3 separate regions of the Homo sapiens genome follow, and all the other regions are linked to region 2. The links are chromatin loops, found by intact Hi-C in ENCODE. Cell type or tissue: PC-9. All regions are shown on one strand. Links, peaks and the distances in the headings refer to the core of each region. The heading gives the core; the rest is flanking DNA.

Region 1 (10,450 bases), core at 4,358-9,357, 290 kb after region 2:
ATGGCAGACATGAGGCCATTTCTGGGCGATCAACAACACATCTGTTTTTAGTCTGGGGTTCCCCCCGGAGGAGGAAATAAACCAGCTTCCAGAACAAGAGTAAACAGGGGTTGGCCGGGCATGGTGGCTCATGTCTGTAATCCTAGCACTTTGGGAGGCTGAGGCAGGTGGATCACTTGAGGTGAGGAGCTCCAGACCAGCCCTGCTAACATGCTGAAACCCCGTCACTACTAAAAATACAAAAATTGGCCGGGCATGGTGGCGCATGCCTGTAATCCCAGCTGCTAGGGAAGCTAAGGCAGGAGAATCGCTTGAAACTAGGAGTCGGAGATTGCAATGAGCCAAAATTATGCCACTGCACTCCAGCCTAGGCAACAGAGTGAGACTCTGTCTCAAAAAAAAAAAAAAAAAGAAAAAGAAAAAGAAAAAAGAAAGGGTAAACAGGATTGAGAGCTGAGATAGCAGCCTGGTATGGGAAGATGATGGCCTTGGAGTTGGGCAGACTGATTCCACAGTTGTCTAGTTCCTTATGGCAAATAAATCCCAATGCATTGTGGTTTAAAATTTAAACCCTCCTATATGATTTAAAGATCCTCCCTCTTCTGGGTTCCAGCTTCTCAGTGGGCTCATTTGAAGCTGAGGAAGAGAGAAAGGAGACAGGCATATTTATCTGACTCATTGCAGTGATGTTCTCTCTTCATTGCTTGCTGCTTCTCAGATAACACCAGCTCTTCTACCCTCCTTAGCCCTTAACTATGGTGATATAACCCTCTGTCTCCTGCGCACCTTTATCTAACAGATAGCTGTCTCAAGTACACAGCCAGCAAGATGCTTCAAGCCCAGTCATCTTGTTTCCTATTTGCATAACCCACAAGAAACTCATAGGCTTGCTATACCTGTGTGTTAGTGGCTTATTGAGAATTTGGGAGGGAATATGTTTGAGCCTCAACAAACTGAAGTGCAAGGGCCCCTGGCAGTATCAAATTTGTTCTGTTTAAGAGACAGATGGGGAAGAGTTCAAAAAGATAGATTCCAGCCAGCTCATATAGAAATTAAGGATTCTGTCAAGGTCTTTTTAATTCATCTTACTTGCTGGGGGATACAGTCAAAGGACTTTAAGTAGGAGCCCTGGTGGGGCCTAATCAGGACCGACTTATCCATGAAGGGACAGTAGGCACAGTGTCTAGGGCCCACAGCAGTTTCAGAGATCACACAGAAATATTTATTTTAAAATCAGAAGAAGAAAGTTAATTTTTAAGCCTAATAAAATGTGTTAATATAATGTTAATATATTTATATTAACAGCCATAAAATATAATTTTTAATATTTTTTAATGGAGAAGGAGACTTATGAAGGCAAAAGTGCTTAGGGCCCACAAAAATCAAAATGCAGCCCTGAAACTCATTCATATTTGACAATATCTCTTTGGATGCTAAATGGAGAATGGATTTTAGGCAGTGGCAATGGGAAAACTAGTAATCCAGGTAAGAAATGGCAGTGACTTTGACTTTGGAAGTAGAGGATATTGAATAGTGGTCATATCTGGAAGAGTATATATTTGAAAGTAGAGCCAACATGAATAGGTGTGGTAAAGGAGGAATCAAGAATGACTGCTTGGCTTGGGGCCTGAGCATCCACAGAGATTCCAGGTGCCATTTGCTGAGATGGGAAAGACTAAAGGAAGAGAATTAGATTCTGCTGTGGAAATGAAAACCGAGAATTCCTGTGTCAGTCATGTTAGGTTTCAACTGTCTAGCGGACACCCAAATGCCAATGTCAAATGAACTATAGGATCTCTGATTGTGAAGCTCAGTAGAAATATCTCAAATGCACTTGTAGATGATATTTAAACCACAGAGAAATAATATCATCTGGGGAGAGAATGAGGCTTGAGAAGAGAAGAGGGCTGAGGACAGAGTCCCAGTCCACCAACATTTAGATGTTGGGTTCAGTAGAAGAGAAGGAGGAAGAGGAGGAGGAGGAGGAGGCAGTAAGGAAGCTGGTAAGAAGCCACCAATAAGGTTAAGGACAACAAGGAAAATGTGGCCTCAAAGAAAGCAAGAGAAAAAAGTTGGAAGCCAGGTTGAGGAAGTGAGAGACAAAGGGTGGGACAAGATCAGATTGTGCTTCAGGTTATGTTTAGAAATGTCCCTCTGGCTATGGTGGGAAAGACGGGGTGGAAGGCAGGAGACCAGAGAGGAGTCTGTCTAGTCCTCCAAGCCTCAGCTGTTTTCATGACAAGCAGAACCTTGCCTTGTGTGTCTCTGTGCACCCACCATGCAAGCATGGGGCACTGTGCACCAGGTATGCTTATCATGCCTGTGAATGAGGGATTGATTAACTGAATCCTCCAGGGACACTTGGGACAGCTCTGCCCACAAGAAGAGCAAGAACCCAGGCATCAATGGGGTGGTGCAGACATGGGCTCAGGGAGGCCCTCTGCCATCCCCTCCTGCCTGGACCAATGTTTTCTGAGAGGCAGAAAGTGCAGGGTGACTCTTCACTGTGGTATTTGTCTATGTGTGTATCAAGTGTGTAAAAATACTGTGCTCTCTTAGTCTTGATTTATCACTGCCCCTTGTCTTCGGGCTATTAAAAGGACTAAGGCCCTGTCTTCCATAAAGAGCAAGAACAGCTTTGAGAAGCGTCAAGTTCCAATCCAGTGAAGAAAGACTGAAGTGTTTGCCTTGGAGAGAATGAGGAGAGTCTCAGGAAATGAAATAAACAGAACAAGGGGCTAGAATCCAAGCAGCAGCCGTGGGAACAGCAGCCAGTTCTTGCCATCCAATGAGATGTCTTCTCAGGATGGCCTTCCCTGGCCATCTTCTCTGAAATTCAATGCCCCTCAGCCCCTTCCTCGGGGAGTTCTTATTGCCCTTCCCTGTTTTATTGTCCTGCTCTGCACTTATCACTAACACTGTTATATTTATGTATTTGTCCTCTGCCACTAGAATGTAATTTCATGAGGACAGAGGTTTTTATCTGTTGTGTCCCCACAATTAGAACAGTGCCTGGCATGTAGGTTCTCAATAAATAATGTTATTCAAATGGCTGATTGAACGAATGATCCCAGATGGTTTATATAACCCAGAACATGATGACTTAGGGTTATGTGAGCTTGGATATTTCTTGGGTCCAAACACATCCCAGAATAAAACTCTTGTGGTGTTTTGTATGTATTCTGTTCTATTCTAGCATGTGTTACATTGCTGTTGTTATTTATGTGTCTGCCTCTTCTACAAGACTATGAGCCTTGCAAGAGCAGGGGCTGAGTTCTGTTCTTCTGTGTCTTCCCTTATCTATCCCATGGTCTAGCACAGGAAATATTTGTGAGAAAGTGAGTGTCTGTCTGTCTGTCATGACTTAGCCTGTCATGACATAGATCCTCTCCCACATCTCACAGGCAACAAGCTAGAGTTCTGTGCTATCCATCACCTCCTCTCCAGCTCCCCTGCCACTGCCCTGATTTCACCTTGTTGTTTCTCCTTTAACTATGACAGCAGATTCCAAACTGGATTCTGAGCCTCCCAGCTCGCCCACACCTGCCCAAGACATGTTCTGAAGCAAAGACCTGATCAGGCCCCTCCCCTATGTTTCCTATTGACTAGATGCTGGTTACTAGAGAAGTTTAGTTTTCTTAGCCATGAATCCATGACCAATCCAATATAGTGATCAGATTTATCCCCCATTGCTTCCCAGAGTCACATAACCTGTCGTCTAGCCAAGTTGTACCAAACACATCCGTGTTTTCAACCTTCTGTCATTGCTCAAGCTCTCCTACCCTCCAGCTAGGTTGCCCTTCCTCCATCTCTTCAATTAGTCAATCATTCAGTTATTCATTCAGCAAATGTCCTCAAGCCCACCTCGGTGCCAGTCACTGTGTTCACGCTGGGGCTGCAGAGATGACTGAGATACATCCCTGTGCTCAGGGTGTTCATGCGTCTTCTCCTTTTGAGGTCACTGTAGTCATGACTCTTGCTCTACCTCCCAGAGTGATGAGGCTCAGTAACTACCCTCTCCACAAAATATCTTGGCCTCAGTACAATGGAATTGCCACTTTGTAAATTGAATGAGTTGAGTGCTTCCCCTACATTTTAATAAGTCTTTGAGTTACCGTCCTGCCTGATTATTACATTTCCTTTCTTGGATTTATTAAAACTTGCTCCACCCCCAGTTCCCTGATGGAAAATGCCATGTTTGGTAAACTAACATAGCCCCCAGCATGACTAATATCCTCTGTGGATAAGGCATTCTGGGACATAAGGACACTGTTTTTTTAAAGTGACAGGTTTTACTACTCCAGGATGATTTCCAGACCAGCTGAACACAGCGTTGGAATAGAAATGCCACCACTTTGTCTTTCTACTTTCACAGAAAAGATGTGTTGGTTGAGTATAACATAATATCAGGAAGAATTCATTCAATTCCTTCATTATATCTTTACCGATCAGCCTCTTTATGCTTTGTTTTGTTCTTCAAGCTGTTTAGTGTCCCAAATTCTCTTCACTTTGTCTGAGGTCTTGAAAATTGTAAAATCCTATGAAGATTCATCTGCAGAAAAAGTTTAACTTGAAAATCTAATTATTTATAAGACCCACTTTTGTGAAAGAATAAAACATGATCATGCTTGAGTCTAAAACTCTGGACATTTATAGTTGCGATCAGATTTATTTCCATTCTATATTTTTTCAAATGGCCTATTTTTGCTTGAAAATATGGTTTTTGAGGGGCAAGAAAGCCTTTTTTTGTGATTTTTTTTATTGCCTTCTAACTGTGGGCTTCTGTTTCCCTCATGCTTTCTATTTCATGTATAGTATATTTTGGATCATGTTTTTCCTGACTCTGGAACTTCCTATAACTTTTTATATGGTGTTCCTTTTAGATACTGTTTTAAAAACTCTTTCTTTTGAAATGTGTCAATCTGTCCAGAGAATTAAGTTAATGATGTGGCTATTTTTAAACTCTTTAGATAGCTATGGTTGAAAAGACAAAAAACAAAGTGAGCAATTCTGTGACTGCAGATAGAACTTTTCTAAATGGCTGGCTGGCATTTTTGAGACAAAACTCTATACTTTTATTGAAATACCTCTATTTCTGGCTCATGGATTGTCACCGTATTCTAGAAGTAAGACAAAGAGCCTTGTCTGGTGGACCTGAACACCAATTAGAGTTTCTTTTCAAGAGTATCACTATTCAGCTCTCCTGTTTGCCACTGGCCAGTTGACTTTTTATAGCCAGTGAAAATCCATCCAAGAATCCTGCAGTTTCTTCATGAATTTGTTCTTGTAATGAATTTACGTTGTGTTCAGGCAAGTATCAGATCATTCATTTATGAAACCAACAAGCATGTATTGAGTACCTGTAATGTGCCAGACACTTTTATGAATGATTTACATATATTAATTAATTCACTTCCCACTACAAACCTATGAAGTAGGCATTGATTTTGTATCCATGTCAGAGAGGGGCTAATTGAAGCAAGGTAACTTGCCAAAAACACACAGCTAGAAATGGGATTCATATCTTAGCAGTCTGCCTTGGGAGTTCATGCTCTTATTCTACTAATAGCAAGGTGCCATAAGACTACCGTGAGTGGAGCAACTAACCATGCCTCCAGATTGGGAGTCAGGAGCCTCAGGGAAGGCAAATTCAGAACAAGAGTTGTTTGATCCTTGATGAAGAGGCTTAATCGTTGATTTGATCCTTGTTAGCAACTGATTAGCACATACCAAATTACCTGCAGAGAAGATACACCAGAAAAAAATATGTGCACATATCTGCAAAGCTGTATTACATACCTAAAAACTTTGTATCATCAGTACAAGTATAAAACAAATCATGTGTGATTTGATTCATTTATACATGCTAACCAAATATTTTCAGATTTCCTTTATGCTGTGCCACATCATATGTATCATTAATTGAAATCTATTTTGAATGGCCAACATTCAGAAGTTTCTCGAGTGCCTGGGGTGGGAATCTAAATTTTTAAGACACACTATTGTTTCAACCATTGTTTTTCCTTATAACATGATTCTGATCAATTTGTATTTAGTAAGTGTTTCCGACCATTTAGAAAGACCTTTCCTTTCTAAATCAACACGTAACTTGAAAAAATAAATCAAAATTTTGAAATATCACCTTGTTCTGTAGATTCAGACTAAACGATCTCAGATTTCTTCATGTGTTGGAAAATGTACTTAAAAAAAATCTTTCCCCGAGGCATCTTCTTTGCCAACTGGACTGACTTTTGCTCATTCTTGGATTGCCCCCTAGTGGTTTATTTAACTTATGACTATTTCCCAGATGCTCATCGGCAACTCGTGGTTTCTTTGAATTTGTTTTTAGTTTGATCTTTTCCACACCTTCTCCCATTTGCAGAGAGGGGCTTCCAAAGACAGTGTCTTTGAATGAGGGTGAGCAACGTGCAAAGTGGCACAAACGCTTAGTGTTAATCAATACATGCCATTAATGATGGTGGTGAAATCCTTCTTTCAAGTTTGTTCTCTTTTTTTCTTTGTGCTGTTTTTAACTTTGCCAACTCCTTACTTTCTTCCCTCTGTTAACATCCTACTGGAGTGGTGCCAGGTAATCTGGTGGCACAGGATGACTTACAGGCAATGCTGTGTCTTGAAAATGCCAATTAGGAATGCTGAATGCTGCTGGGCGGGAGTCCCATGCTCTCACCCATATAACAAGTCAGCACTCCATAGGCCTCAGTCAGACCCAGACTTCTTGGCTCCTTTTGGGTAGCTAAGGCTATGACTCGCTGGCCTAGACACTTAAGCATCATCCAAATAGCGAGAAAAACCTTTGAGTTTCTGTAGAAAGCCAGCGAGAGACCCAGACAGCATCACAGACCTGACACTCTGCAGAACTCTGGGTCCAGGCCATCTGCACCAATTAGACCAGAACCAAGAAACGCAGTGCAAGATGCATTATTAATTCAAAACTTTTTTCAATAAGAAAAAAGCCAATTATTGGCTCCATTTTTTTTTAGAGAGAGAACACCTACACTGCTATATATAATTTATTAACTTAGTTTAGTCTCTCAATATTTAGCAAGTTTGTTTAAAAATTACCATTCCCATTGGTTTATAGTGACATGAATATAAACCCATAATTTCAAAGTCAGCATTCCTTTCACTGTGAACATAAGGCTTCTTAAGAGATAGTGGGGGTTGGGGAACAGTAATGACTGTGGCTGGTGGGCACTGTTCAAAGCCAAAAAGACTGGCAGGTTTGGAAAGGCATACACTGTGTATAGACACTCTCTCAGTATACTACTGTTCCCCACACTTTTGCTGTACATTCTTGTCTCAAAATATGGTATAAATTATTCCCTTAAATTTGAAAAAACAATTAAGATGAATACATTTTCATCTTCATTTCACAATAACTCTTTTAAATATAAAAAGTTCCTCATGTTTGTTAAATCTGTTCAAAAGTTGCATTTAAGTACTTTCTTCACAACATGTACAATGTTTTCATCCTTAGTGCCTCATTACAATCAGTTTGGCAATAAGACCTCCAGTGCTTTATCAAAAATGGCATTCAATAGATTATAAGATTGATAAATCTGCATTTGAATCAGTCTTACCACAATGAATTATAACAAAGTCCAAAAAATGTATAACTATTCATCAACACCCTTGGAACCTATGAATTATTGCAAATAATCTCCCACGTGCATGTAATTCAAACATAAACTTTGTGGGGAGGGGGTGTAAAATAAATACTACAGTATTTCTTCAATTTTATTTAATGCTGCCTAGCTGGTTAAATGAAAGATTAATTACTAACAGGAAGAGTCAAAATTTTAAGGACTGTTTTCTAAGAAGGACAATTTTGCAAAACAAAGATAAGCAAGAGCCTATGCAAATACATTTTCTTGTAGTATAATGTAATTGCTAATATGAGGTATAATCTGTAAGCAATTAATACAAATATAAATAAGTATAAGCCACCACTAACTCACAGTCTCATGAAAAGCTTCTCAGCTAAAGTAGTTTGAGGATAAGGTTAAGGGAAATGAGGAGTGGACAGGGCAGGTTTCCAGTGGGAACATCATTTATGTGCCTTATCATTATCATCATCCTGTATGTACCAGTCCATTGTTGCAGAAAGGTAAATCCTTTCCAAGTATGTTATACTTTATGTAGCACAGTAAAATTATTTAAGTATTACTAACGCTTTATTTGCGTTTGTATTTAGATATACACATAATTATATATGCATATCAAAAACTATAAACAGAATTTTAAAACACTTTATCTCATTTGAGGAAAGTTAACAGGTAAGACAAATCTATGTACTATAGAATTTTTGAGGATATCTAAACTCAGGGTGAAACAAAGAAAAACATTTCTACCTCTTTAGTAAAGGGCTTGTGTGAAACCTCAAGCTCTCGCTCAATTTTTTTTATAGATGGGTATGTTTGATGAGGATTGTGATCCAATGATTGTTTAGCAGCAATTTTACCCAACTGTAAATTCTTTTATTAACAGGCATTATAAACAGATAGTACTAATCTTATTCTAAAACCATGAGTGCCACACTGGTGAATATACAGCTTATGAATAACTTAAAAAGTATTTCCCATTTTAAAAGGCAAACCCAGCATACAAAAACTTATACTAAATGAAGAAGCTATAATATGGATACATGATTGATGTGTCTAAAATGATATATACAGTACATAATTAATGTTAATTATGTGATCTGTACATTTTTCCATGATTCCCTTCATGCTTCACTTTCCCCAGAAACTGAAACCTGTACTTCCTCTTCTAAAATTGGTACAATGAGGTTATCCCTGGACATCAAATTATATTTCATCTAATTCATCACAAATTTAGTAATCCGATGACACAAAAATGTTTCCTTTTCATATTCATCAAATATCTACCAATGATGAAAATAAACATGTGAAAATATTCTGTAACTCCTAAGGTATAGTGATCCTAGTTTTGCTACGGATTACTTCTTTATGCTAACCCTGCTGGGAAAACATTGATTGCTCTTCAGAAGACATGCAGCACCATCAAGTATGTGTCTGGTATAGGCTATAGCAGGACACTCTTTCAGAGCTTTATGAGCTGCACAAAGAAAAATCCATTGTTCAGTTGCTGTCATTTGAGTGCAAGTATCTGGATGGCATTCACTCTGAAGTTTGACAACAAGTCCGTTTAGCTCAAGACAGAATTCCCTTAAATGTTCATACTTCCATAACTTTCATCTTGGCCTTCAGCTGGTTCAAGAATTTTGTCAATATTGGAGCAATCTGCTCTTATGTTCTGTTGAATATACTGTTGAACAGCTAGTGTACTGTCTATTTCTTCAAAGTGTTCGTCAGGCCAATTATAAAAATCCTGTGCCCAGCCCGTTCCGCCTCAGCACGCTGCCCCCTCCGCCATGACCATAGTGTCAGCGTCTGGGCCTATTGGCTCGATTTAATAAGTAAGAGTACCAATAATTTTTTAGAAGTAAAATGGATGTATTAAAGGATTTTAAAGAAAAAGCACTTGCTTTTATCTGAATTTTAAAAGGAGAATTGACATTACAGATGAAATAAAGATGAATACAGAAGAGAAGATCCTACTTTAAATGCAAAATAATATCTATAAAATGGGACTAGTAATTTCTTCCTAGAGAGCTTGTGATAACTAGAGATAATGAATATAAAGTGACCAGTGAATTATCAAGCACATAATAGGGGTTCATTTATTTATTCGTTCATTTGGCAAATATTTATTGAGCACCTACTATGCAAGGCATAGTAGGTAAAACTGAAAAACGTGTCTTTGTGAAGTTTACGTGGTAATTTTCCATCCCATATGCCAAAGAGATAACAGGGGAGGAATGACCACCATCTTTTAGAGACTTGTAGTATCATTTAGGAGATGAAATGTTATGTTTTATGTGGCTGTAGAAAGCAAAACTAGAGCCAGGCATGGTGGCTCACGCCTGTAATACCAACACTTTGGGAGGCTGAGGCGGGAGAATGGCTTGAGCTCAGGAGTTTGAGACCAGCCTGGGCCACATAGTGAGACCTCGTCTCAACACAACATCGAAAAATTAGCTGGGTGCAGTGAAGTGTGCCTATAGTCCCAGCTAATCTGGAGGCTGAGGTGGGAGGATAGCTTGAGCCTGGGAGGTCGAGACTGCAGTGAGCTGTGATCACGCCACTGCACTTCAGCCTGGGCGACAAGAGTGTGAACCTGACTAAAAAAAAAAAAAAAAAAAATGCAGAACTAGGACCAGTGGATGATCTTTCAAGGGTGGTGGTTTTCATAATGAAAGGAAAACCCTGTTTACAACCAGGACTGTCCAGGAATGGGATGGGGCCACCTCTGGGAGCAGAGAGACATGGGCTGGAGGTGATTCTGTTAGTGGAAGTATTTTGTAGAGAATTTGAGACCTTGTATCAAGGATCTTTGCAGCGTGGGC
Region 2 (10,450 bases), core at 3,486-8,485:
GAGAGACTTGGAAATGGAGGCTGCGATCGACTTGAATAAACATACTTAACAAAGTAACGCTTATCATCGGCCACCTGTTTTACATTCCCCATATATCTTCCAGTGACTCCCCTAGGAAATTTACTACGCCCAGCCAGATTTTCTTTGTCCTGTCATTTCTTCTCGAATTTATCATTCTTCATCCAAAATGCACAAAAGCATCTTGCTTTGGCCACTTCTACAGACTTCACTCTCTTAAGATCTCCATGTATATGTAAAACTAACACAATTTGTGTATTTTTCTCTTGTTTATGTGCCTGGTGTCAATTTGACTTCTAGAACCAGCTGAAGAGCCCACTAAAAGCTATAATGGGGTGGTGGAGGTGATCTTCAGCTCTCCACAAATTCTAATGTCGGGTGCCTGTGACCCTATTTGGAATAGGGTCTTTGCAGATGTGGTCAAGATGAAGTTAGTGTGGGCCCTAATCTAAAAGCACTGGTATCCTTATAAGAAGAGGAGAAGACAGGGACATGCAGGAAGAAATAGCCAAGGGATGATAGAAACAGAGATTGGACTGATGCATCCAGAGGCAAGGAATGCCAAGGATTGCCAGCAAATAACAGAAGCTAGAAGGGGCGGCAAGGAGTGTCCCCCACAGGTGTCAGAGGGAGCACGACCTGCTGACACCTGATTTTGGACTTCTTGCTGTTAGAACTATGAGAAAATAAATTTCTGTTGTTTTAAGCCATCCAATTTGTAGTATTTTGTTACATACAGTAGCCCTAGGAAGCAAATATGCCAACCATCCAATTTTTGTGTAGTAGCTATGAGTAGTGGTGATATCACAATTCCTTCCCTGTACATTTCTTAAAGCTCAAAGTCTGTTGGAATTTCATCAAGGCAAGTGTAAGTGAAGTTTCCTCCATCTGACAAAGGCATGCAAATTACATCACTATCTTCAGTTTCCATCAGGAGCCAGAAAAATCCTCTTGAATGTTTGAATTCAGTTACACGAGAGAGAAAGAAAAACAAAGATAATGTTCACTTAGGAGAATGTTATTTCTTGAGAAAAAGACTCTTAACCCTTATCTCGGCCTGTAGAAGAGTGATTCTTGCAAATTTCCTAAAATAGAATTGAAAAAAGAACCCTGAACAACACCCACTCAAGTAGACATGTTCATTTAGGCTTCTTGGCACCAAGTCCAGCAATAAAGGGCTTAATTAAAACAGAGTCAGTGACATTAGGCAAACCCCTGCAGCTGGGCTCAGGAGGAGGGATATGCACTTTCAACTCTAACAAAGGCTCGCTGTTGCCAATGGAACCACCATTCCACATATTTTTTGGCAGGAAGGGAACCTGTCCTCTGAGAACCTGCAAGATGCTATTTTTAGAGCTCAGTAGCAGTCTCCCAGAGGCAACAGTACAGCAAGAAAACATAGCTAGGTCTAAGAAGCCCAGGAAGCAGATCTAAGAAATCCTCGAAGGCTGTGTAGGCCTGGAGGGCAGAACTGGAGAGACTCAAGTGAGGTAACTGTCCATGCCTTGGAAGAGCTTTAAAATCACACTTTCCACTGCTTTCTGTGGAACGTCCTCAGGGACGTGTGACTGAAGTGCGGGATGGGGTGGCCACAGACAACTGAACATGTTAGTGGTGGTTCACTCATAATCCTTCTTTGGTGTTATTTTCTATCCTGAAGAATATTTTGATTATTTGAACCCACTGAACAACCATAGCTAACTTCCTGTACCTTGGAAAGCCTATCCTGTTCGCCTCTGAGGTGGGAAGTTACAGAGGGAGTGGCTATGTCCCCCTCCCAGCCCCATGGAGGCCCCCTTTCCTTCTGACCCTCCCAGATAACCAGTGGATGTGGAGTGCTCCTGACTTTAGAGCCCAGGTGTAAAGGTGTGGACCCTGACATCTGTCCATGTGACTCCATCAGTGGGACCTCCCTGGAATGGATGGGGGTTCCTCAATTTCCCACACTTGAGATTAACAAGTGCTTAGGCCCTGTACTGATTTCATGCATTCTGCTTTGCGCCAGGCATTGTGCTGAGTACATGGAAAACAAGTGTGAGCAAGACTTCATCTCTGATCCAGAGTGGTTTTCTGATCTAGTCAGATCAGAAACAAACAAACAAAAAACCCCAAAAAACCTTGCAATGGGGTATAACAGAAACATTATTTGAAGACCAACGAGAATTAGAGAACAAGCGGGCCCAGAATGGCTAATTCACAGAGTGCTAGAGAGCTGCAGAGCTGGGCCTGGAGTCCCTTCTAGGGCCCCTTGGCCCTGCCCTTTCTCTGCCTCCCTCTTGTTCCTGCAGGATGATTTTCCTCCAGTAGACTTGAAGCTCAGAAGGGCAGGAACTGTATCCTCCACTTCCACTGATTGCATGGGTCCCCTAATGCAGCCCTGCAAACATAGTGTTTACTTCAGAAAGGGATTTCTGCATAGATGGTCTATTCCTTTCTCTGAATGTGAGAATGGAGCATTTAGAACAAGGGCAATGTAAGTTTTTCTACGACTATATCTAACTATGTGAGTTTGGGAAAGTTACCAGACCTCTCTGAGCCTGTTCCTCAGTCGGTAAGATGAAGAAGGTAGAACAGATAACTTCCAAAACTCTAGAGTTCCATGACTCTAATCTACCAAGGCACGCAGTTATCTGTGACTCGGAGCTAGACAGACCTGGGTTCAAAGCCCAAATCCAACCCTTATTTATTGTGCAACTTTGGCATATTATTTAACTCCACCGAATCTCCATTGCTTATTATTAAAATGTAGCTGTGGCCGGGTGTAGTGGCTCACGCCTGTAATCCCAGCACTTTGGGAGGCCGAGGCGGGCGGATCACGCACGAGGTCAGGAGATTGAGACCATCCTGGCTAACACGGTGAAACACTGTCTCCACTAAAAACTACAAAACAATTAGCCGGGCGTGATGGCGGGCGCCTGTAGTCCCAGCTACTTCAGAGGCTGAGGCAGGAGAATGGCGTGAACCCAGGAGGCGGAGCTTGCAGTGAGCCGAGACTGCGCCACTGCACTCCAGCCTGGGCGACAGAGCGAGACTCCATCTCAAAAACAAACAAACAAAACAAAACAAAACAAAACAAAAATAATAATAATAATAATAATAAAAAAATGGAGCTGTAATCATTAAATCTATCTCACTAAGCTGGTGTGAGCATTAAATAAAATAATACATGTACAAAGTCAGTCGTAAAGGAGCCTCTCTTTAAATTTTCAGGTGGAATTTAAGAAATGTTTGTCAAAGGTATGAATGTCACTGCCTCTCCAAGAGACACAGAATTTCATGCTATGGTTCATGGACAGGGCAACCACATACTTTAGTTTCCCTGTGTCTTGACACAATTATTAACACAATTATTTATTTTTCTTTTCACTCTCAAAAACTCACTGATCTGTAGATCCAGTCTACTAATTTCAAAACTACATTTTCTAGGTGTCTACTATAGAAAGTCAAGCTCATTCTCTTAGCATTATTTTGAGTCCTTTCCCTGTGTAGTCATTAATTAAAATCCTGGTAATAACACAAAGCCTCTGTGAAGTGGCTTACAGTTGGCCATCCATATCCACAGGTTCTACATCTTGGATTCAACCTACTGTGGATTGAAAATACTAGGAAAAAAGGCCGGGCATGGTGACTCATACCTGTAATCCCAGTACTTTGGGAGGCCGAAGTTGGTAGATCACCTAAGGTCAGGAGTTTGAGACAAGCCTGGCCAACATGGCAAAACCCCATCTCTACTAAAAATACAAAAATTAGCTGGGTGTGGTGGCACGCACCTGTAGTCCCAGCTACTCAGGAGGCTGAGGTAGGAGAATTGCTTGAACTCGGGAGGCAGAGGTTGCAGTGAGCCAAGACTGCGTCATTGCACTCCAGCCTGGGTGACAGAACAAGACTCTGTCTCAAACAAACAAACAAACAAACAAACAAAAAACCAGATTAAGAAAAAAAGGCCAATTAAAAAAATGGTAAAAAATAACACAAATTAAAAATGTAGTGTAATGACTATTTTTTTCTTTTTTTTTTTTTTACATTAGGTTCTAGGATATATGTGCAGAATGTATTGTTACATAGGTATACATGTGCCATGGTGGTTTGCTGCACCTGTCAACCTGTCATCTAGGTTTTAAGCCCCACATGCATTAGGTATTTGTCCTAATGCTATCCCTTCCCTTACCCCGCCCCCTCCTTGACCCGCCGACAGGCCCCAGTGTATGTTATTCCCCTCCCTGTGTCTGTGTGTTTTCACTGTTCAACTCCCACATGTGAGCGAGAACATGTGGAGTTTGGTTTTCTGTTTCTGTGTTAGTTTGCTGAGAATGATGGCTTCCAGCTTCATCCATATCCCTGCAAAGGACACAATCTCATTCTTTTTTATGGCTGCATAGTATTCCATGGTGTATATGTGCCACATTTTCTTTATCCAGTCTATCACTGATGGGCATTTGGGTTGGTTCCAAGTCTTGTAACAACTATTTACGTAGAATTTACATTGTATTAGATATAGTAAGTAATCTAGAGATGATTTAAAGTATATTGTAGGATATGTATGTTATATGCAAATACTATACCATTTTATATCAGGGATTTGAGCATCCATGGATTTTGGTATCCGGGGGGAAGGGGGTCTGGGAGGTTGATTATATATCACCCACAGTCTTTTGCCCTTCATGACTTTTTGGTAGTCTTCAATTCACTCTTTGCCAAACTCTATGGAGGGAGACTTAAAGGTGTTAAACCAGCAAACCTCAGTCCTACTGTTGGCTCCTTGAAGACCTGATCTTTGGACTGAGGCAAGTCATGTCATTATTGCCTTAGTTGCCATATGTAAAAAGTAAGAAAGAAGAAAAAAAGAAGCCAACATTTATTTAGCTCCCATTGGGAACATTTTATAAATGCTATGCCATTTACTTACTGCCACAAGTCTGGGAGGTATATGTTGTTGTCCTCATTTACACCTGAGATTAACGAAGCTCAATAAAATGAGGTAATATCACTGAGGTAAGTTGGCAAAGTAGTAAGGGAAAGCAGGTAAGAAACCATTGTGCCTTCTTGCCTTTCTTGTTGGAGTTTCAGGTGATGATTGTAAAACACTAAGCCCTATAGAAGACAGGCTTCTATTAACACAGAGAAAAACTGAAATAGGTTTCTAATTGTTTGTACTCTTTTTTTTCTTCCTGGAATTTGCAAATCTCAGATATTGCTCTATCCTCTTTTTTGATTATGAGATTTTATTTTTGGCAGAAAATAATTGTTCCAGTTGAGTTCCAAGAGTTGAAAGAGTTTCTCCATCTGTTCTTCTTGAATAAGAAGAATGCTGATAAGGTGTGCAAATAGCTGAAGAAGTATACATGCAATTTTCACTAAAAATCGTGAGTACATGGAAAAGCTGATGAAGAAGGCCTTGAACCTCCATCACATCATTAGCTGACTGAACATTTTATAATCAGGAGGGGGAAAAAAGGCGGAATAGAAGGAAATTTCAGCTGAAATTGACACCTCTGTCCAAATAGAATATCACTTCAGAATCTAAAAATTCTAATTCCACAAGTCACAGATGTTTCCAATTAGAACAGAGAAAGTTAATGTAGTTTCAGCTGTTACTTAGAATATTAAAATGTGCCAAGAAACTCAGAGAGAGTTGGTACAAAGAAGTTTCTTTTTCTACTAAAATATTTACTCCTTCAGAAATAATAATCAGAGGCTTTAGGCCCCTTTCCCTGAAAAGTCACACTTAACACTCTTCACTTTCTTTTATGGCTGTGAACATGGCACAGACCCACACATGCCTCCACTTTATAAAACAAACACCTTCCTGACGTCTAGAAGGCCTCTAGTGAATCTGGGTCTCTGGGCAGTAAGTTGTTTGGAATGTGTCTCTGTTCTAATACAAACATTTGATATCCAAAGCAAATAATCATCAAACCTGCGATTCTGAAATTACTGTCCCCCTGACTCAGAGGCGCAGCCAATGAGTCATTTATTTACATGTAACTACAAGATAAGGAGAGAAAAACATCCTATCTGCTTGTTTTTCCAAAGCAGGTTTGAGAAGTAGTCACACATTTTTTTCCACTGAATCATAAATCTGCAGCCTCAGTTTAAGAAATAGGCTAGGAGCTCAGAACCCTGTGAAGATACACCAAGATAATAGTCCCCTAAACCAAGAAAAAGCTGAAATTGTAAAAGCTCGAATCCATTTTATGCTAGCATTTATGAGGCAGTTCTATGGGCAGGCATCTGAGTCCTATCCTGAAGTAATTTGTAAGTGGAAGACCCCACCCACTTTAATTTACCAGATAAACATTTCTGGAGCTATCATTGCATATTAGTTATGAAAGCTGGAATTTAATAAGAGAGAACAGAATGCAGTTTTCAAAGTGCACAGAAGTTCACTGGGAAAACATATGCTTAAACTTCAGGGACCATGATCCCTGGAAGCAAATGTAAGAGACAGCTAAGTGCCTGGAATTATATGTCTGAAAGGATTACTCATCAGATGCAATTAAGCAGGGGGAAGGGGAGAAGCACACATTTGATCTAATGTGTTGTTTTGACTAAGTTCCGCCTCCAAACTACAAATCCCTCGAAAGGAAGGAATCTCAGAACATTCAAGATCAGGAAAGTTAAAGGCCAAAAAAGTATTTGCTTTGAAATGATTGAGAAAAGATGTGTGTGTCTCTGGTCAGGGATAAGTTCCAGTGAGACCCACTCCAACTTGCAAAACATTGATATTATTGGGAAGCTTCAGAGCAGACAGTCAGACAGACTTAGACCCAAATTCTAGGTCATCTGGTTAGTAGTGACCTTGACAAATGACTACAGTTGAGCCTCAGTTTTCTCATCTGTAAAATAGGGGCAATGAAATGTTTCCAATAGAGCAGTGACAATTAAAGATAATATATGAAAAGTAGTGAGCACAATGCCTGATACATTTCTATTCAAATACCTAATTCTTTGAAGAAAAGTTTCTAACAGAAACTTTTGATGTTGACAGAAAACAGTCAAACCACAACAGCAAGAGAGGAAGAAAGGAACAGAGGATCCACAAAATAACCAGGAAACCATTAAAAAAATGGCAGTAGTGAGTCCTTACTTATCAATAATTACTTTGAATGTAAATGAATTAATTCTCCTATCAAAAGGCTAACGTGGCTGAATGGTTTAAAAAAAAAAAAAAAGACCCACTATATTTTGCCTACAAAAGATTCAGTTCACCTTTAAGAACACACAGAGGCCGGGTGCAGTGGCTCACGCCTGTAGTCCCAGCACTCTGGGAGGCCAAGGTGGGTGGATCACCTGAGGTCAGGAGTTCAAGACCAGCCTGACCAACATGGTGAACCCCATCTCTACTAAAATACAAAAATTAGCCGTGTGTGGTGGCAGGTGCATATAATCTCAGTTACCGAGGGAGACCGAGGTAAGAGAATTGCTTGAACCCAGGAGGCAGAGGTTGCAGTGAGGTGAGATCGTGCCATTGCACTCCAGCCTGGGCAACAAGGGCAAAACTCTGTCTCAAAAAAAAAAAAAAAAAGGAGAGGGTGGAGCCAAGAGGGCCTAATAGGAACTGCTCCAGTCTACAGCTCCCAGCGTGAGCAACAGAGAAGACGTATGATTTCTGCATTTCCAACTGAGGTACCGAGTTCATCTCACTGGGGAGTGTCAGAAAGTGGATGCAGGACAGTGGGTGCAGCGCACCGAGCATGAGCCGAAGCAGGGCGAGGCATTGCCTCACCCAGGAAGCACAAGGGGTCAGGGAGTTCCCTTTCCTAGTCAAAGAAAGGGGTGACAGACGGCACCTGGAAAATCGGGTCACTCCCACCCTAATACTGCGCTGTTCCAACAGTCTTAGCAAATGGCACACCAGGAGATTATATCCCGTGCATGGCTCGGAGGGTCCTATGCCCATGGAGCCTTGCTCATTGCTAGTACAGCAGTCTGAGATCAAACTGCAAGGTGGCAGCGAGGCTGGGGGAGGAATGCCCACTCTTGCTGAGGCTTGAGTAGGTAAACAAAGCAGCCGGGAAGCTCGAACTGGGTGGAGCCCACTGCAGCCCAAGGAGGCCTGCCTGCCTCTGTAGACTCCACCTCTCGGGGCAGGGCAATGCCAAACAAAAGGCAGCAGAAACCTCTGCAGACTTAAATGTCTCTGTCTGACAGCGTTGAAGATAGTAGTGGTTCTCCCAGCACACAGCTTACATCTGAGAATGGCCAGACTGCCTCCTCAAGTGGGTCCCTGACCCCCAAATAGCCTAACTGGGAGGCAACATCCAGTAGGGGCAGACTGACACCTCACATGGCTGGGTACCCCTGTGAGACAAAACTTCCAGAGGAACGATCAGGCAGCAACATTTGCTGTTCACCAATATCTGCTGTTCTGCAGCCTCTGCTGCTGATACCCAGGCGAACAGGGTCTGGAGTGGACCTCCAGCAACTCCAACAGACCTGCAGCTGAGGGTCCTAACTGTTAGAAGGAAAACTAACAAACAGAAAGGACATCCACACCAAACCCCATCTGTACGTCACCATCATCACAGACCAAAGGTAGATAAAACCACAAAGATGGGGAAAAAACAGAGCAGAAAAACTGGCAACTCTAAAAATCAGAGTGCCTCTCCTCCTCCAAAGGAACGCAGCTCCTCACCAGCAATGGAACAAAGCTGGACAGAGAATGACTTTGACAGGTTGAGAGAAGAAGGCTTCAGATGATCAAACTACTCTGAGCTAAAGGAGGAAGTTCGAACCCATGGCAAAGAAGTTAAAAACCTTGAAAAAAGATTAGACAAATGGCTTCCTAGAATAACCAATGCAGAGAAATCCTTAAAGGACCTGATGGAGCTGAAAACCAAGGCACGAGAACTACGTGACGAATGCACAAGCCTCAGTAGCTGATTGGATCAACTGGAAGAAAGGGTATCAGTGATGGAAGATCAAATGAATGAAATGAAGTGAGAAGAGAAGTTTAGAGAAAAAAGAATAAAAAGAAACGAACAAAGCCTCCAAGAAATATGGGACTATGTGAAAAGACCAAATCTATGTCTGACTGGTGTACCTGAAAGTGACGGGGCGAATGGAACCAAGTTGGAAAATACTCTGCCGGATATTATACATGAGAACTTCCCCAATCTAGTCAGGAAGGTCAACATTCAAATTCAGAGAATGCCACAAAGATAATCCTTGAGAAGAGCAACTCCAAGACACATAATTGTCAGATTCACCAAAGTTGAAATGAAGGAAAAAATGTTGAGGGCAGCCAGAGAGAAAGGTTGGGTTACCCACAAAGGGAAGCCCATCAGACTAACAGCTGATCTCTTGGCAGAAACTCTACAAGCCAGAAGAGAGTGGGGGCCAATATTCAACATTCTTAAAGAAAAGAATTTTCAAGCCAGAATTTCATATCCAGCCAAACTAGCTTCATAAGTGAAGGAGAAATAAAATACTTCATAGACAAGCAAATGCTGAGAGATTTTGTCACCACCAGGCCTGCCCTACAAGAGCTCCTGAAGGAAGCACTAAACATGGAAAGGAACAACCAGTACTAGCCACTGCACAAACACACAAAAATGTAGAGACCATCGAGGCTAGGAAGAAACTGCATCAACTAACAAGCAAACTAACCAGCTAACATCATAATGACAAGATCAAATTCACACATAACAATATCAACCTTAAATGTAAATGGACTAAATGCTCCAATTAAAAGACACAGATTGGCAAATTGGATAAAGAGTCAAGACCCATCAGTGTGCTGTATTCAGGAAACCCATCTCACGTGCATAGACACATATAGGCTTAAAATAAAGGGATGGAGGAAGATCTACCAAGCAAATGGAAAACAAAAAAAGGCAGGGGTTGCAATCCTAATCTCTGATAAAACAGGCTTTAAACCAACAAAAATCAAAAGAGACAAAGAAGGCCATTACATAATGGTAAAGGGATCAATTCAACAAGAAAAGCTAACTATCCTAAGTATATATGCACTGAATACAGGAGCACCCAGATTCATAAAGCAAGTCCTTAGAGACCTACAAAGAGACTTAGACTCCCACACAATAATAATGGGAGAGTTTAGCATCCCACTGTCAACATTAGACAGATCAATGAGACAGAAAGTTAACAAGGATACCCAGGAATTGAACTCAGCTCTGCACCAAGTGGACCTAATAGACATCTACAGAACTCTCCACCCCAAATCAACAGAATATACATTCTTTTCAGCACCGTGCCACACCTACTCCAAAATTGACCACATAGTTGGAAGTAAAGCACTCCTCAGCAAATGTAAAAGAACAGAAATTATAACAAACTGTCTCTCAGACCACAGTGCAATCAAACTAGAACTCAGGATTAAGAAACTCACTCAAAACCGCTCAACTACATGGAAACTGAACAAACTGCTCCTGAATGACTACTAGGTACATAACAAAATGAAGGCAGAAAT
Region 3 (10,450 bases), core at 3,598-8,597, 64 kb before region 2:
TTATGCAGCAACATGGAAAATGCTGTGAAGCTAGTCACTAACATCAGATATTGTTCCAAGTACTTTATATGTCTTAACATGAAGACAGTTATTCATTTAATCCTCATTATTGCCATCCTCATTTTACAGATTGGGAAAATAAGGTATGGTTTGCTGAATTGTACAAGATCATATAACAGAGCCAGGATGTGAATCCAGGGAATCAAGCTCTAGGGCCTGTGTGCTTAAGCACTAACCTATGTTCCATTGAGTTGGCTGGAAGGAAGAGAACATTAAATAGTATACATTTATCACACACATAGAATCCAGAAGGAACTTACAAAATACTAATGGTTGCAGGGTGGGAGTATGAGTGAATTTTCTATATTCTCTGTTTCTAGTTTTCCAGGTGGCTTATTTTTAGCTAGCTCTAGGGTGGGCCTTCTCCTAGATTTATACTTGGCTCAGTGGCTGAGATAGGGGGTACAGCAAACAGTTGGTGGCCAATAAGTGCACATTCATCATTGTGGACATCAGAAGGCGGGACTCTATGCAGGATCATACTTCTCAGAAGATGGGGTGCAGGCACCCCTGTCTTCACACAGCTGTGGCCTAGAGGGAGTGCTGAACTGTTGGCAGTGTCACAGAGACAGGGCTAAGGATACTGGGACTTCCTAACATCCTTCCCATGGTCTGCAAAGTACACAGTGTGCACCCTCTGAGGGCCTACAAAGTGACAGGCACCATGCTAGGCACTGTCGAAGACAGATGAATCAAACATGATCCCTGCCATCAGAGAACTCCCAGTTTACTAAAACTTGGGCACAAAACAGTAGAACACAGTGGGTAGTCAGAGATCACTGGAAATTGTTACATTCATTTATTTTTTGAGCATCAATTATGAACCAGGCTCAGGTACTGAGGATACCATGGTAACAAAATAGACCAAGCTCATTTCTGTTTGTAAGGAAAGAAATTACTAAATGATTACAAGTGTGATGGCTTTTATAAAACAGTTGTTCATGACATACTTTTTGTTAGTTTATGTACAGAAAAGTATGTTATCAGTATCAACCTACCTCTGCAGTGCCTCCCCGTGTACTCCATGTACCAGTAGCTTTATTCATTGTTCCCTACACATATCATGCATGTTTATACTTAGGTACATTTCCCCTGCTATTCTACCTATCTAGAAGACCATTTTGCAGTTCATTATTCCTTAAGACTGCCCAAATGATCAGCAAGACATTCCTTGCTACCCCAGGCATCCTTAACCATGCCTCCTTTTCCCATATCTACTTTTTTATCTAACCTGAATGAAGCTGGACTATATCATGGTCAGGCTCAGCACTGTACTGCATTCAAAAGAAACACCAAGCTGACATCCAAGGAAGTATCAACAAGCAGTTTAAATAAGTATTTAAATCACTTAAAGAAAGGGCGAGGAGAATTGCATTGTATGACCCTCTTCTGAAATCCCCAAATCCCCTTTGTCCTTAATTTTCTCCAAAGTCCACTTATTATGTGGCACTCCCTATTTTCTCTGCCTCCCTCCAAGTAACTCCATACTTCTTACTCTCCGCCCATAAAACTCTCTTTCATTTCAGTTCTACGGAGTCAGAATTTGTATTTAAAAAGATCTCCAGATGATTTGTATGCCATTCCAGTTTGAGATGCACTGAACTAGATGGCCTCTCTAGGTGAGGTACTAGTTTCCTGCCATTGGCTAGCGGGAGTTTTCTGCTCATCGGAGTCTGTTTCAGGACAGCCTTTTGCCTCCCTGAAAGGAGGGGTTGCGCAAAGCATTTGCCACCAGATGGCGCCAAAGGTATTCCATCAGAGATGATCCCGCAGACACTACACTCTGGATGGGTCTTTTTCTTTTTGGGTGTCAACCGTCTTCTGGGGTTATTTGCAGGTTGAATAACTGGGCTTCCTCACAGAAATTCGGTGCTGGATGGGGATTGGAGATCATGGCATTTAACAGTTGTACAGATGAGGAAATTGACAGAGAAAGGTGGCTTGGCCCTGTCAGTCACCCAAAGCAAGGAAACCTGGGGGTTTCCTTCCCAGGTTTGCTTCCATCCCTTCATGATCTCTGCTGCTCAGACAGCCCTTCCTGACTATAGTTGAAGGCAGCAGGAGAGGTGTTATGGGGTTTCTCTGGGGAAGGACGGAGCAGGGTGGTAGCAGAGGCAGAGGGAAGTGAACTTAGGCAGTAGATGTCAACATTCAGCTGTACCTCTGGAAGGGGAGGGGAGCTCAGAACAATGGGAAATCTGATGGGAAAGAGTCACACATTACAATAAAAGGATGCAAGGTCAGCTGCCATTTATTGATCACTCTTACTGTGGCCTTGGCTCTGTGCTGTGTGCTTACCAGCACAGGATTTGCTCAATTAATCTTCCCAACAACTCCATGAAGTAGGGACTACTGTGCTCCTATTTTTTGCCCTTAAAAGTGGAGAGTGACGCTCAAGGGAAATGGAACTAATCAGGACAGAACTTCTGAATCCTTTCACCACCAAGTCTTCAGACCCTCTGCCTCCAATGTCCAAGTACTTGCTTTTCCCCCTGTTACCATCGATGCCTCCCTGCTTCTAGCTAAAGCACCACTTGTCTAATGGATCCCATCATTTTTGCCTACTTGTCCCATTATTCCCACTCCTATTTCCTGCATATTCAATTTTGCCCTCTCTACTGGATCATTCTCATCAGCATACAAATACACTGTAAAACTTCCATCTTTAAAAGGCCCTCCCTTGGTCCTATATGTCCCACCCTATTTCTTACTCTCCTTTATAGGCAAACTCTTCTAGAGAGCTGAATATATTAACTGCATCTAGTTCCTTCCTCCTTGGTCCCCATGAAACCCAGTCCAATCAAATGACTGACCCACCTCTTGTCAGGGTCCCCAAGTACCTCCAGGTGGCCAAATTCAGTAATCAGTTCTCAGCCTTCTTCTTTCTTGACCTCTCAGCAGCATTTGGTACTGTTGCCCATTTTTTTCCTTTGGGAAGCTATTTCTGCACTTGGTACAGGCCAGAACTCAAGAGGAAAAACAGTGGTTCTTAAGCTCCAAATTACAAAATTTGGCAAATAAAGTTATCTCCATCATTAACCTGCATTTTTGGGGTGCTCTTGGGCTATGCACTAGGGGTTTAAAACTGGAAAGGAAGCTACTTAGCTGTTTCGAGGTAACCACTCTGAGAAGCCCATGGGTCCAGGGATGTGCTGGAACATGACTTGTGCCCATAAATGCCATGGGCAGCTGAAAGTGTGGCAGGTTGTTCCTATTCATGGTAAAAGAAAAAGAAGTTTTTTTTTCCAGAGGGAGATTTCCATAATTACATTTCCTGCAAACTGAGTACTTGAGGTTGTAGCTTCAGGAAATAGCACAAAAGGACATGCTGAAAATGTAGTTTCTGCTTTTAATAGTCAGATTTGACAAAGTTAAAGGAGTTGCCATGCTGAACAATAGATTATTGGAGGAAAGAATTTACTGCTTTATCAGGTAAGGGAAAACTTCTGACCCAGGCAGCAAGAAGGACAGAAAGAGTTAGGCTCTGTCAGGGTCTGGCCACGGTGGCTTTGGAGGCCTGGATCCCTATTGGGACAGAACAACCTCTGCTATGAGGCCACACCTGCTTCCACGATCCATAAGAATTACCTTTCTACAGTAGATACTGCCATTCATTTATTCATTAGTATGTGCTGAGTGTTTGTTCTGGGCCTTCTCTGGGCTAGGCCTTGAATAAATAAAGACAAATAAAAGTCTTGTTCTCAAATAAAACTCTCAAGGAGTTGCTAGCATAAGTGTTCCAAAAATTCAGATTCCCCTTTATTGGACACCAAGCAAAGGCTTTCTACATTACTTCAGTGCAATTTTGTGTCATAAGGGAATTTTCTGGAGCTCCTGGACTCTCTAGAGGGCACTTCTCTGGCCAATGGAGAAGATAGGGTTAGGCCTGTTTTGCCACAATTTGGAAAGAACCAGAAGGAATGATGATCATCTTCTTGGCTTCTCTGGAGGTTCGGCTGTTGCAACAGCTAAAAGGGGAGATCTCGGAGGAGCCAGATACATGAGATCCACATGAACTTCAGGACTAGGAACAGCCCTGGAAGTGAAGAACAGCCTCAGAATACAGGACTTAGTGAAAAGGAAGGCTTTGGGAACAGAGGAGAGAAAAGGTTAAAGAGACCAGGGGAAGTTTCATGGCAGGGGGAGAGATCAAGGAAAGGCCTAGAACTGCTACTCAGTGTGTGTAGTGGTGGTGGTGGGTGAGAGAGAGGGCAGTTGACCCCCGACAGCTGGAAATAATCCCTGGCATCTTGTAAACAAGACAAACGAGCTGCACGGTCTTCAGAGATGAGCCAGCCATTCCTGCCTGTCTGCCTCTTCCCTATTGTGGCATCTGAAGCCTGTGCAAAGTCCCCCACACCTTCCCTCTCCAACAAGGTCATTATCTTCCAGGGATGTATTTTGCATTTCTTGGCTGAGAACCCTACCCCTGGCTCACTTTGAAGCCTTCTGTAAAGTGGGTGACCACCGTCCAGTGTCACTCCCAGATCCTGGGGAAGAGTGGGATCATTTAGAGTCTGTGGCTTGGCCCTGGATGCATTATCCTGGGGGAAGTGAAATGAGCCTTTATGGACAAACAGAAAGTAGTGAAGAACAGGAAGAGAATTCTAGGCAGAGGGACCAGCACATTCAAAATCATGGAGTTGGCAGAAAACTCACAGAAGAGTGACTAATACAATGGGCTGGAATAATAGGGAATATGTGGGAAAGGGGAGAAAAGTGAGATGGGGCCCTGCTTCTCTTCTCCCCAGAGTTCCCCAGTCCTGTGCTCACATGTGGCCCTCTCCTCACCTCCATCAAAATCTCTGCCTTAAGTCTCCTCTTTCCTTCTTCCCTCCCGTATCTGTGTGTCACGAGCCTATTAGGCATCAGAGATTATAGTAATAGGTACCATGAACTGAGTACTGCTACATGCCTGTCCCTACCTATACATCACTTCAATCCTTACAACAATTCAGTGCCATAAACGGGTGTTGGAAATACTTAGCAAGGAATTGGCATAGGCTGCAACCAACCATAACAGATGCTGGCCTTATAAAAAAACCCTGACCATTCTGGTGGTACTAGCTGATGAGCAGTTGTGGCTGTTAAAACTGTTAAGTCCATTTTACAGATAAGGAAAGGAAGGTACCGAGAATTTCAGCCACTTGTCCAAAGCCACAAAGCAGGAAAATGGGGATTCAGACCTAGGCTTGTCTTGGTGAAATGTCTGATTGTTAAGCATTGGACTCACAGGGGGTGCTAATAGCCTGACATAACACACAGGAGCCTTTATGGGCGTCTGGCCTGGAGATTTAGCAGGATTGGTGGACAATGCAGGTCCAGGGAAGGCTGGCCAGGTGGAGGAAGCTGCAGAGCTGATGAGCCAGTGGGGCTTTCCTGGCTCCAGCCATGCTGTGTGGTCAGCTTGCAGGTGGAGGCCAGGGACCCACGGAAACTGGGTCAGCAGCACCCTGGACCTGGCCCCTTGTGTGGCTCTCCTTCCTTCCCCTGTCCCCAGTGTGACCATTCCCACTGCCTTTCCCCTTCTAGGCCTTTCTTTCCTCCCTAAGAGCAGAGATGCTTCTCTGGTCCCAGCTGAAACAACAAAAGTCACCTGAGCCTCTGCCTTTTCCAAAATTCCTGAGAGGCTGCCAGCAATGAGTCAGTGCATTGGCAGCTCTGATCACCAAGGACCAGCCTGGGCCTGGGCCAAGGCTTTATGTGGGTCTGAGCTGGGGTGGGAGGCAGAGATGATGAGAAGCCCTGGGGAGCTCTCTTCCCTTCAAGTGCTCGGGCTTCAGAGGCCCAGCCCCTTGGGGTCAGTGATTCTGAGCACATGGTACAGTGGGACTGGTTGGGAGACAGTCAAATAATGTGCCCTAGGCTCCTGCTCTGCACCAGGCATGGCCCTGCCCTCTGGGAGATCAGTAGAGTGGGGCTCCCGAGGATTGAATTCTATCTATCCACTGAGGATGTGAGGCTAGGCTGGTGTTCAGAGTAGGTAGCATGACCCTAGTCTCATTTTCATGTGGGTTGCTCGATTCCAGCCCCCTCCATGTGTGGTTCCCAAGAAGATTCTGAGAATCTGTCTCCAGCTCCCACGTGTGGTGTGATTTGGTTTCTGTTTACAACTATGATTCTGCATCGCTTCCTCCTCCTTCCCACACTCCCTCTCACCCCTTCACTCCCAACCCTCTGTGGTTCTGTGCATGGAGATGCTCCTCTCCCATTATGAGCATGGCTTGTAGTCTTAAGTGGCATTGCTCCTTACTTTGTATTTGGAGATAAAGGGGGACCATTGCAGCATGGGCTGTATCTGCCATGTTGGCTCATTAGTCCTGGAATTCCTTACCAGTCTTCTCATTGTCTGCTTAACAATGAGAACACACATCACAGGCTTCTGGCCTGGACCCATCCCTAACCAGCTTGTGACTGTGGGCCTCATCTTCAGGTCTGCATTCTGTAGGAGTTAGAGGAAGGAATGGGAACGATGGGGAGGGCAGGATGACAGCAGCAGGATGCCAGGGAGCAGTGACACCCACACTGTTTCAGCAGGGTCTGGAATTTCATCCTTAACGAGAAGATACCCTCCACCACTTCACACGTGCAGGAGCAACAGGCAGCCTGATGCCATGGAGAGAGTGGAGAATTCCAAATCAGACATAATGGGGTTCCAGTTCCAGCTTTGTGTCTTTTGTCTGGCTGTGTGGCCGTGAGCAAGCTTTAACCCCCTGGGCTTCAGTTTCCTCATTAGTGACGTGGGACAGCTGTGTTTGTCCCCCAGTGAGGGAGGGGGGGATGTTGCCAGGCACTTGTAAGATAGTGAGGATGAAAAGCACTTTCAACCTTAAGTTCTGTGTGCATGCAAAATGTTATTTGGTACAGTTTGGGTCCCCTGGAAGAAGATTCTGAGTTATATTGGAGTGTTCAGGATGTTTTTAGGAAGTGCCCTTGTGGGAAGGAAGGGAAGGAAGCAGAATGAGTTGAGAGGGAAGTTGAGCTGTGATGCAGGCCCCAAAGCCTCAGCCAGCTCCATGGGGAGCTTGAGTTGTCCTGCACTGGGCTAAAATAGTTAAGCCTTCATATTCCCTCATCACTGGGTGAGGCCAGGCCCTGGTGGGATGGCGAGGTGGCTCTCTCTCTCTGAGGCTCTGCATGATGTGCTGACAGCCTTGCTGTCAGCTGGGCAACAAGTCTTTCCTTGAAGGAGGATCTGGGTGGCGCATGCTCCTGCCCACCTCTTTATGGTTGTTAATGATATGGTCACACCTAAACATCAGGCTGAGCTGATCAAAGGCTGGTTCTTACAGGGCTCCTGCCATTCCAGCACTATTTGCCAGCTGTCCTCATGAGTTCTAGATTGATGGCTTTAGTCTTGAATTTCTGAGAAAAGAATGGGAAGTCCTTCTTCTCTTTGCTCTGGGACCCAGAAAACCATCCCACTTGGTTTTGCCTGGGAGCAAAATTGGCTATAGAGGCAAGACACAAAAACCAATGAATGTAAACAAATGGATTGATTTAATTAAAAACAAACAGCTCCATGTGTCTGCATGTGGGGTACACATGTGAATATGTATGAGCACATGTAGAGGTGCATTTATATGTGAGCACAGTCAATCCTTGAACAACATGGGGTTGAGCTGTGTGAGTCCACTTATATGCAGATTTTTTCAATACATATATTTTTTAAAATTTTGGAGGTTTGTAACAATTTGCGAACACTCACAGATGAACTGTGTAGCCTAGAAATATCAAAAAAATTAAGAAGTTAGGTATGTCATGCATACATAAAATAGGGATAGATACTAGTCTATTTATGTGTTAATCCACTACTGATGTTATTAGTAAGGCTTCTGGTCAACAGTAGGCTATTAGTAGCTAAGTTTCTGGAGAGGCAAAAGTTATGCAGATTTTTGACTGTGTGGGGCATTGGCACCTGTAACCACCACCTTTGTTCAAGGGTCAGCTGTACATGAATGATGACCTGGATAACAGAGAGGCTGCAGGGGCAGGTGTCCAGTGTAGACATACTCACATGAACAGGTGGGTGTGCTTATGAGGATGTCAGTTTGTATGTGTAGACATCATTCATATATTCTTTAAACATTTATTAGGCATCTATCATGTAGCAGGCGCGGTGCTGGGAGCTGGGGAACAAGAATGGATAAGGCATGGTTCTTGCCTCCAGAAGCTTATTATCTTCTGGGAAGGCAGACAATGCAATACAGGCTTTTGGGGTACAATGAAGTAAGAGAACTGACAGAGGGGAACACCTGAGGGGCACCCAAATCAGACTGAGGGAACAGGGGCTGATGGGCCTTCCCTGGGCAGGAGACCCTGGAGCTGGGTCTTTAAGGGTGAGTAGAAATTACTCAGGTAAAGATGATGGGAAAGGGTGAGCAGGGCTTTCAAACACAGAAAGAAATGGCAGGTAAGGAGGTCAGAGGAGTAAAATAAAGGGAAGGGCAGAGAGCAGAAGAAAGATCCCGAAGTCTTATATTTTCATTGAAGGGGTGTGAACTTTCTCATGAAGAGAGGGTGGCATAGTGAGTGATAGTTTCATCTCAGAGGCACATTATCGCAGCAGTTTGGGGGCGGATGGGCCTGGGGGGCTGCAGGGCCTGGCCGTGTTCCTGTGCCTGTGTTTAGGAGGATGTATACACATGTGGCTGTCTGTGTGTCTGTACAGCTGGAGGCTGTGCACCAGGTGTGCCGCCTGCATGGACTTGTTTTCCACTTCCACCCTCTGGCCTTGGCAGCCCGGTGGGCTCAGGGGACTGGCTGTCCTGCTGCTGATTCATGGGTGAATTCATGCTGGGGAGCCGGTCAGGCTCTAGCAGGCAGGTGCTTCCTCAGGGCCAAGGCACACTCCCACCTGCTGAGCTGACAATGAGGTGAGTGAGGGCAGTGAGAGAATGCTTCCCCCCACCAGCGCATCTTCCTGAACTGCACAGCCCTGTCTGCGCAGTGTCCTGGCTTGTGTGGGTGAGGCCTGTCCCAGGCCTATGCAACAGGGTAAGGGGGAGACAGAATGGAGAAAGGCTGGCAGGGGGCACCATGTCCCAGCTTTCTCTTTTGGGTCTCCCCTCCCTCTGGATACCCACTCTTCAGGCACTGAAGTCATATATTTTAAACTAAATTTTCTAATAGTGTGTTCTAACTGTGCTATCTTGCCTCTTGAAAATGTATGACAAATACAAAAAGTCGTCTATCACATTTCTTATACCCTGTAATATGGACCATAATGGGGAAAAAAGGGCAACTTGGTTTGTAATATAAGATCTGGGAATGGCATGGTGAATGGTTATAGACTGCAATTTAGAGTCTGAATGCCTGGGCTCAAATCTCAACTCTATGCTTAATGGCTATAAAAGTTACTTACTCTTTTTCTGTCTCAGTGTTTTCATTCATAAGACAGAGATGCTAATGTCTCATCGGTTTAAAACTGTAGAGTGCTTAGAACAGTGCCCGACATACAATAAGCGTTCAGCGATTAACCTTAGCTGTTATTACCTGAGTTTGAGTTCTTTTCTTTTAGATCTATCCCTGACTCACTTGAAGAAAAGTTGTGACCTCTTTGGGCCTCTGGAGAAGTCATCTGCAAAATGAGAAGTTGGCCAACCTTTAGCAATCCAGGGCCAACACCTGTCTCTTGCCAACTTATTCTTTCCACCTGACATGGATCTTTGATTTTTAAAAGATTGCTTGGCAAACTTCATTTGTTAAAGCATCATCAAGGTTTCTCTCGGACTTTACAAAATGCTAGGAACAGCTCACAGTGCTCCTTCCTGTGCACTTCTAGATCAAGTGAGATGAATCCCTTTCCACTCCAGCTTTGGACACTGGTAACTCCACAGTAAGAAGCAAGTACCTTCAGATATTTCTGGGTCACAGAATAGATGACCAAAGGGAACCTGAACTAGAAGCTGCTTCATGTTGGCTTTGGAAGGCTCTGGGTTCTTGGTGTCAGTGTCTCTCTCAGGGTCATTATGAGCAACAAACACTTCAGTCAAAACCAGAGAAGGAATTGTCCTGACTTCCTGACAGAGACACGCCTTGTATTTGGAAAGTCTAAAAGCAAGTTATTATGGCTGGGGAAGGCCATTTTTATGGTGATTGGTGCTTCGGTCTGATGAGTTTTATGGGTTAGTACTTTCTATAGCATTAGCCTTGTAAATTTTCACCATGCTCTTTCAAGGCAGTTGTTATCCTCTCCATTGACTAGATGATGAAACTGTGGTCAGAGAAGTGACTGGTTCATGTTTAACTTGCTAGTGAATTACAGCATTGTTTAGAATTTCTTACATACATTAAATCACATAATTCTTACCTACCTCTGAAGTAGTAATGATCTTCATTTTGTAGAAAAGGAAACTGAATTCAGAGAATTAAGAATTAGCCAAGTAGG

The links. Hi-C counts contacts between places; a loop is a spot of excess contacts. Peaks named below come from ENCODE experiments on the same cell type or tissue, not always from the same donor. Only the 100,000 strongest peaks of a DNase experiment are listed, where the experiment ranks them.
Region 1: it touches region 2 in a loop (5-fold over the local background); 7 of 110 quality-filtered maps call a loop at or near these places.
Region 3: it touches region 2 in a loop (6-fold over the local background); 14 of 110 quality-filtered maps call a loop at or near these places.

What each region holds. Positions count from the first base shown.
Region 1 is chr11:86,812,394-86,822,843 of GRCh38, forward strand. It overlaps a transcript of PRSS23 not described here and the pseudogene MOB4P2. Among named protein-coding and RNA genes, the nearest start is that of PRSS23, 17 kb to the left of the region's middle. RefSeq lists a silencer at 6,134-6,428. In PC-9, for the core only: CTCF peaks have their summits at 6,271 (motif pointing left) and 6,477; a DNase peak (open chromatin) is centred at 6,238.
Region 2 is chr11:86,518,337-86,528,786 of GRCh38, forward strand. The region is part of intron 4 of ME3 (malic enzyme 3); the gene reads right to left. Among named protein-coding and RNA genes, the nearest start is that of CCDC81, 150 kb to the left of the region's middle. RefSeq lists an enhancer at 5,147-6,346. In PC-9, for the core only: no CTCF peak of the experiment used is centred there; DNase peaks (open chromatin) are centred at 5,965 and 6,525; H3K4me3 peaks cover 765 bases; H3K27ac peaks cover 2,943 bases.
Region 3 is chr11:86,454,489-86,464,938 of GRCh38, forward strand. All of the region lies in intron 8 of ME3 (malic enzyme 3), which reads right to left. Among named protein-coding and RNA genes, the nearest start is that of CCDC81, 85 kb to the left of the region's middle. RefSeq lists an enhancer at 5,485-6,013. In PC-9, for the core only: no CTCF peak of the experiment used is centred there; a DNase peak (open chromatin) is centred at 5,703; H3K27ac peaks cover 1,277 bases.